Linked DNA regions of Homo sapiens: region 2 is linked to region 1. A link is a loop called in an ENCODE intact Hi-C map of the cell type or tissue named here. Cell type or tissue: heart left ventricle. All regions are shown on one strand.

Region 1 (4,000 bases):
TGCACTCCAGCTTGGGTGACAGAGTGGACTCTGTCATGAAAAAAAAAAAAAAGTGTTCATTTATTTTTGCTAGTCCTGCAAATAATACACTTTATCATAGCAAAGGTGTGGAAGTCTCACCACCCACACACAGCCATTTAAGTAGTGTGGTATATTTCCTCCAAGTCAGTTCAGTGTGTATTTTTCCCCTTTTTGGAGTGAGAGGGGCATGATTCTGACCAGACAGTATATTCAACTGTGTATCCCCCTTCTCCCCACTTAACCTTTTACAGTAATATAAATAGTAATCAGTAAGGCCGGGCGCAGTGGCTCACGCCTATAATCCCAGCACTTTGGAAGGCCAAGGCTGGTGGACCACCTGAGGTTAGGAGTTCAAGACAAGCCTGGGCAACGTGGTGAAACTCCATCTCTACTAAAAATACAAAAATTAGCTGGGCATGTCGGCACATGCCTGTAATGTCATCTACTTGGGAGGCTGAGGCACAAGAATCGCTGGAACCCGGGAGGTGGAGGTTACAGTGAGCCAAGATTGCGCCACTGCACTCCAGCCTGGGTGACAGAGCAAGACTCCATCTCAAAAAAATAATAATAAATTAATAAATAGTAATAAATACCGCCCAGGTTGGAGTGCAGTGGCACAATCCTGGCTCACTGCAGCCTCTGCCTCCTGGGTTCAAGTGATTCTCCCACCTCAGCCTCCCAAGTAATTGGGACTGCAGGGACATGCCACCACACCTGGCTAATTTTTTTTTTTTTTTTTTTTTTGAGACAGTCTCACTCTATTGCCTGGGCTGGAGCGCAGTGGTGCGATTGCAGCTCCCTGCAGCCTCCACCTCCCGGGTTCAAGCGATTTTTGTGCCTCAGCCCCCCAAGTATCTGGGATTACAGGCGTCCACCACCACACCTGGCTAATTTTTGTATTTTTAGTAGAGACTGGGTTTTGCCACGTTGGCCAGGTTGATCTCCAACTCCCAGCCTCAAGCGATCTGCCTGTTTCAGCCTCCCAAAGTACTGGGATTACAGGCGTGAGCCACCCTGCCTGGCCTCCATTTTTCTTAATCTATATAAAAAGTTTTAAAATCACTGCCTGATAGCCAAGCAATTATGGTTGTTTTCAGTGTGTCACTATTATTATAATTTTATAATGGCACTGTTATTATAATGGGATTTTGATTAACATCATTATGCATTTTTTTAAATTTAAGACTGTTTCATTAGGGCAGAGTCCTGGATTTGGAATTACTGGATTAAAATGGTATGGGTATTTTAAAGGTTCTTGCTATTTATTGCCAAATTGCTTTCCTGAAGGCTGCTGCCAGTGCAGGCTCTCGTTAGTAGAGAGGAAAGTGTTCATCTCGGTACTTCCTCTCAGCAGCAGATAGTCTTACATTTTTAATGCTTTCTAATTTGCTAGATAGAAAATGGCATCTGTTAGTCGACTTGGAATGTGTACCCCTGAGTCCACATCCCCGGCTTTTACCCCAGGGCTATGGGTGGAAAACGCTAGCTGAGATTTTGTCTTGCAGCTGACTTTGGTGTGTCTGCCAAGAATCTGAAGACTCTACAGAAACGAGATTCCTTCATCGGCACGCCTTACTGGTGAGTCGTGTAGCTTCTGGAAATGGAATGGACTGGATGTAAAAACTCTCCAAGGTGACCACCAGGCGCTTTAGACAGAGAGGGGCCGGAAGACAAGGGCTACACGCCCTGCCTCGTGGCTTACTAGCTGTGTGACCTTGGACAAGCTGTTTAGCTTTCCCGTGCGTCAGTTTCTTCATCCATAAAATTAGGGATATAATGGCCCCTACTTAATAAGGCTACTGTGAGAATGAAATGAAATGGTGCACATAGAAGGCACTCCATTAATAACTGAACTAGAATCCATAAAACAGGATTCAGTTCGTGATTTATTCGCCACGTATGTATTGAGGGCCGGGGATGGGGACCGTGAAGGTGAACAGTACAAGTTCAATTCCTACCGTCATGTGAAGTCTCCCTGGACTTCTGTAGTCTGTCGTGTTTCCTTCTTTTCCAGAACTATTACTTTAAAAGCAAAACACTGTCACTCAATTTCACGCCTGACTACTCTCTGTTTGCCGTGTTTCCAATTTTTTCATGTGCATTACTTGCCATTGTGTAGTTTGGGCTCCTTTCTTGCTTGCTTGTTACTCACCCTTGCTCTCTCTCTCCCCCCTTTTATACCTGTTTCTCCTCTCTGTGCTGGTGTCTTCTCGCCCACCCACCTCCACGCCCCTTTTTTTTTGCTCCGCACCTTCCCCTCCGCTCCCACCCGCCCCCTCCCCAGGACTCTGTGTTCCGGGTTGCTGCTGCCATCTCGCGGTAGGCATCGGAACTGCAGCAGGACGTGGCGGGGAGCCGCGTGGAGGCGTTTTTCTGTGGAAGAGCGTCCTAAGGAAGACAGTGGGATGCAAAGTCACGCAGATCATGATTCGGGAGTGCTGCCAACCCCGACAGTGGCTCGTGGTGGCCCTTGACCCTGAATGTCCAAGAAGCACCTGTAAAGGCCAGATTCTTAGCCCTATGTTGTCCCTTGGTTGGTTCAGGATGGCCCCCGAGGTGGTCATGTGTGAGACCATGAAAGACACGCCCTACGACTACAAAGCCGACATCTGGTCCCTGGGCATCACGCTGATTGAGATGGCCCAGATCGAGCCGCCACACCACGAGCTCAACCCCATGCGGGTCCTGCTAAAGATCGCCAAGTCGGACCCTCCCACGCTGCTCACGCCCTCTAAGTGGTGAGGGGCAGGGGCAGGGCCACCTGCCGGGGTGCCTGCGCCGGGATTAGGGCTGGAATATGTGGTGGACGGGGCTGGGGAGGTGCAGTGGTAGCGTTCTCCTGGTGCTGCTAGCTCCAAAGGAGAGGTTGGGGCCTGGGGGTCTTCAGGCGTTTCTGAGCCCCCCCGGGCCCTTCGTGCCTCTTTTTCCCTTTGTGTTCCTTTTTTTTTTTTTTTTTGAGATAGGGTCTCACTCTTTTGCCCAGGCTGGAGTACAGTGGTGCAGTCATAGCTCACTGCAACCTCGACCTCCTAGGCTCAAGAGATCCTCACACCTCAGCCTCCCTTGTAGCCGAGAGTACAGGCACCCACCACCATGCCTGGCTAATTTTCTGTAGAGACAAGGTCTCCTATGTTGCCCAGGCTGGTCTTGAACTCCTGGCCTCAAGGGATCCGTCTGCCTCGGCCTCCCAAAGTGCTGGAATTACAGGCGTGAGCTACCGTGCTGCCTCTGTGCACTTGACATGAGATCTTCACCAGAGCAAACCAAGTCACCCAAATAAGCTGGCTCCCACTGGGGAACAGGAGCCCCAGCTGAGCCGCAGGAGCCACATGGCACACCCTGGGCGGGACATCGGGGGCCTGGGTTCAAATCCCGGCACTGCTGAGTCTCCTCACTGCGTGGCCTGGGCACGTCCCTGCTCCTCGCCGATGTCTGGGTCCCCATCTGGACAGTGGTGTCCATGATGAAAAGGGCGTCGTGTAGGCCCTGTCACTGTTTTAGCTTGTGAAAGTTTCCTCTGTCCTTTGAGGGGCATGATTGGGACAGTGGAGTCTGTGACGTGGGGGGCTTCTCTCTGCTCTTGCCTCCTCCATGCTTACCTCTGACGCCTGTCCTCCCAGGTCTGTAGAGTTCCGTGACTTCCTGAAGATAGCCCTGGATAAGAACCCAGAAACCCGACCCAGTGCCGCGCAGCTGCTGGAGGTGAGTGGATTCCCCTCCCACTCTGCTCCCTGAAGGGTGGAGCCTAATGAACTCACCAGTGACCTGGACGCTGGGCATGTTCTCACCCCGCCCAGGGAACAGCATGGACAGCTGTTTGTCCATCAGCGGGTATTCCCCAGGCACCTCCTGAATGCCAGCTCTGTGTTGGGAGTGCCTTGGGGAACGAAGCCACCCAGACCTTGTCCTCATGGAGCGTGTGTTCCAGTGGGGATACAGGTGGCAAATAAGCAAGTATGTGTGCGTGGCAGGGGGTGGC
Region 2 (4,000 bases), 340 kb before region 1:
TTTGGAAAAACAGCAACCACCACCAAGAAGCCTTCATTATAAGGGCTGGGCATGGGAGTTCACGCCTGTAATCCCAGCATCTTGGGAGGCTGAGGCGAGAAGATCGCTTGAGCCCAGGAGTTCAATACCAGCCTGGGGAACATAGTGAGACCTCATCTCTACTAAAAATCCACAAAATTAGCTGGGTGTGATGATTCTCGCCTGCAATCCCAGCTACTTGAGAGGCTGAGGCAGGAAGATCGCTTGAGCCCAGGAGATGGAGGCTGCAGTGAGCCATGTTTGCGCCACTGCACTCCAGCCTGGGCGACAGAGATGACATGTGGATAGACAAAGCAGGGATTGAGACCTCAAGAAGGTCAGTGTCCTGACAGGCAGACAGGTGCCCTGGGCTTCTGGGGGACCTGGTCCTGGGGAAGGCAGCACTGCAGAGGTGACCTGAGGCCAGTCACAAAGCATGGGAGGGATGCTGCCAAGTGGGCAAGGGTGAAGGAGTTACAGGTAGAGAGAACAGGAGGGCAAAGAAATGGAAACCCTGGCACATGGCGTGTTTGAAAAAGCAGAAGAGGTTTGAATAATGGAGATGAAGCTCTGTGGGTAGAGGGGCCAGAAGGACCTGGGGGCTCCTGGCTGACCTGAGAACCACAGGAGAGAAGGCATGGTCCCCCCCCAGGAAGGCCATAGCTCCAGTACAGCACACGAAGGCTGAGGCCAGGGCTCGGGGCCAGAGGCAGTCACTGGAGTAGCGGGAGGAGCTGGTGCTCAGAAGCACTTCCCCAACTTGAGGGGTGGGTAGAAGAGCCCTTCATGGGTGAATCCAGGGAGCAGAGCACAGACAGACCCAGGAGCCCCTGTCCAAATGAGCCATGTGCAGACAGTGGAGATGGAGGGAGAGAGGGAAGGTTATTAGAGGGGACTCTGCAAGCCAGTAGTAATCCTGAAATTCCAGGGCAATTAAATAACTCCAAATTTGTTTTGTTCTCAAGATTCAATAGTAATTTTTTATTCTTAACAGTATAGAAGAGCTATCATTTGTCTAAGCGCTTACTATGTGCTCAAGGCTTTTCATGCTTTATGTCTTTGAATCCACATAGCAGCTCTGTGAGATAAGGAGTATTAGTCAGGATTCTGGGATTGCATGTGACAGAAACAGACCTGGCTAACTTAAGCCAAACAGAATGTATTGGAAAGGTGGGGCTGTCAGAATCAGGGGGAAAGCTCAGCACCCAGTCTTGGAAAGAACGTGGGCAGCTGGAGCCATCCAGGGAGTGGGAACTCCAGTAGGTATTAGGACATCACCAGGCAGGCAGCTGATCCATCCATTTTCAGACCTTTTAGCCACTCAAGAGTCCAGATCCAGGAGAGACTCTGACTGGCCCAGCCGGATTACCTGACCCTATGGGCCAGGTGTGAGTGGGATATTAAGATCGACGGTCCCACTGAAATCACTGGTAGTGAGAGGGATAGTTGTGGAAGGAGATTCAGGGCGCTGTTGCTGGGAGAAGGGGGCATGGAGCTTGGACAGGCAAAAACAATACATGTCTGCTACATGGATGCTGTTATTAGCCCATTTCACAAATGTGGAAACTGAGGCTTAGAAAGGTGAAGCAGTTTGCCAGGATCACTTTTGGCTCCCCTGCCTATCACTGACTGGTAATAAGGGGATAGTCACTTTCCCAGCCCCGACCTCCGTCCTGAATGGAAAAGTTGCCTTCAAGCACATAAGCATGGTATTTTCTGTTTTGTTTAATTAAGCAGAATTGCATGGCCCCCCGCCCGCTGTGCTGGCAAAGAAAGCTAGAACCCACGCGTTGGCGTCACCATTTCCTCCTCCTCAGCCAAGGTGTGAATCAGCAGCCTGTGGCTTCAGGCCACTGTTGGCTTCCAGTCAGTTCCACAGATGTGGGTTTATTGTCTGCCCTGGGCCAGGTCTGGCCCAGAGCCAGAGAGAGGCTAAGATGACCAAGCACAGTCTTGTCCTCACAGAGGTCACCATCTGTTCAGAATGCATCTCCATAGGATAAGGGCTGCGACAGGGCCTGGAGTACCCGTTCCTGCTGGGACAGAGAGGTGCACTGTCAGCTGGGTTCAAAAGCAAAGGGGTGTTCAGGGGCTGGGAAAGCTGACTAGCAGTGGGGTTCTTTACATGGGTGGAATTCAGAGGGCCCTTGAACGTAGAAGGGGAAGAATTAAATCTTAATTTTCACTAACCTCCGACTGAAATTTAGCATTGCCTTCTGTGATGAATGAAGGCAGCAACTCGCGGTGATAGTAGTAATACATGTGACTTTGTCACAAATAGCGATTCCCTTATTTTCATCTTACTTGACAGTCGTTGCGTGGATGCCTGGAGAGCATCTATACTCCTTACTATTTCCAAGTTACGGTGTCATTAGACCCACCACGAGGTTCTGTTATTTGTGGTTTTAATAAAAACGTACATATAGTCATAATTTTGTTTTTTGAAACATTTTGATAACTATAATTCAGTATCATTAGTTTCATTTGGGATCTATGTGTTTTACTCATTTTAAATCATTCTGAGAAGGGGTCCGTGGGTTTCCTCAGATGCCAAAGAGATTCATGGCTCCAAAAAAAGATGAAAGACCCCTCTGGGTGGAAGAGGTGGAACTTGGGAGCCAGATGGCATGGGCTGGACCTGGCTCTGCCATGTGTGATCTTGAGTCAGTGACTGAACCTCTCCGTGCTTCAGTTTCCTCTTCTACAGAATGAGGCTAACAAGAGTATCCACTGTGGATTATTCATGTAGAGGGTTTAGAGCCCTTCCTGGCATGTAGAAGTGCTGAATAAATTACCTGTTATTATTATCTTTACCATCATCATCATCATCATTTATCTGACTAGTGATGTGCATTTTGAGTAAGCAACCTCAAATGATGTGACACGGGCCATCTGGAATGACCACATATTAAGAAACAGACTCTAATTAAGGATGTACTCCTTAAAATTTGTAGCTGTTTTCTCCCAAAGATTTATATATTTGGATATTCAGCAGTATGGTAATTTAAACAATGTTCAAAGTAGCCTAAATGTTTATCACTGGAGGCATGATTAAATAAATGATATATATAGCCTTACAATGAACTATAAAGGCATCTTTAAAAGTGGTTTGTCCAAAGGATGTTTGATGAAGTGGAGAAATGACCGCCATCTCATGCAAATGAAAAAAACCAAATCATATATATAGTGTGATCATAATTTTGAAAAATATTTCTATGCATAGGAAAAGGGTCTGAGAAGAAGCATGCCCAAAGCATCATCTCTGATGGTGGAAACATGGACAGTTTTTAAGACCTCTGACCGTGCAGTCAGCCTGTTTGATTCCTAGGTTGAACAAGTTACCCAACCTCCTTGGGCCTTACCTTTCTCCACTGCAGAACGGAAATGATAGGGTAGTGTGACCTCATAGGATTGCTAAGATAGAGCACATTAAGCACATTCTAGACTCTTAAATGTTGTTAGTGATTACGGTAAATTGTCTACATTTTATTTACTACCCAAGTTTTCTCTACAGGAGAGAGGACAGTGTAGGATGGCAAAGAAGTCCACATAGGGCTCACATAGGGACAGGGGCAGGGATTAGTCTCTGGCAGATTAGGAGCCCAACAAGGGAGGGGTCCAGGAGTGGCCAAGGGTACCCACAGAATCTGGCCTTCAGAAACCACATGTGATTTCATGGAGGAATCCCTTCTCCTCCCCTATGACACCCCTAAAAGGTGGCTGTCCCCAGGGTCTGAGAGCATACTCCCTTTACATTCCTATCTAGTTCTCTTCTCCTTGTCCTGACCCCAAGCTCAGCGGGAAGGGAGGATGAGGCTGGATTCGGTTGGGGCATTGTCAAGAAGGTATCCTAGACCAGCCTAGTTGGCCTGTTTCTCGGCAACCCTTCCGTTACCTCACCAGGGTACCCAGCTTTGACGTTGAGGCCCCAGTGGACCAATCCTATCATGACACGTACACATTGAGTTCATCATCGTCTAGG

The links. A loop is a pair of places that touch in the nucleus more often than their neighbours do. Peaks named below come from ENCODE experiments on the same cell type or tissue, not always from the same donor. Only the 100,000 strongest peaks of a DNase experiment are listed, where the experiment ranks them.
Region 2: a loop joins it to region 1, with 3 times the contacts of the local background. A loop is called at or near these places in 12 of 110 quality-filtered maps.

Annotation. Positions count from the first base shown.
Region 1 is chr5:172,105,379-172,109,378 of GRCh38, reverse strand. STK10 (serine/threonine kinase 10) reads left to right here. Exons shown (of 19, transcript NM_005990.4): 5 at 1,527-1,599; 6 at 2,565-2,759; 7 at 3,642-3,723. Among named protein-coding and RNA genes, the nearest start is that of STK10, 81 kb to the left of the region's middle. In heart left ventricle, CTCF peaks have their summits at 2,146 and 2,350 (motif pointing left); DNase peaks (open chromatin) are centred at 2,348 and 2,738; H3K4me3 peaks cover 1,107 bases.
Region 2 is chr5:172,441,553-172,445,552 of GRCh38, reverse strand. All of the region lies in intron 1 of SH3PXD2B (SH3 and PX domains 2B), which reads left to right. Among named protein-coding and RNA genes, the nearest start is that of SH3PXD2B, 11 kb to the left of the region's middle. In heart left ventricle, no CTCF peak of the experiment used is centred here; a DNase peak (open chromatin) is centred at 1,852; H3K27ac peaks cover 1,467 bases.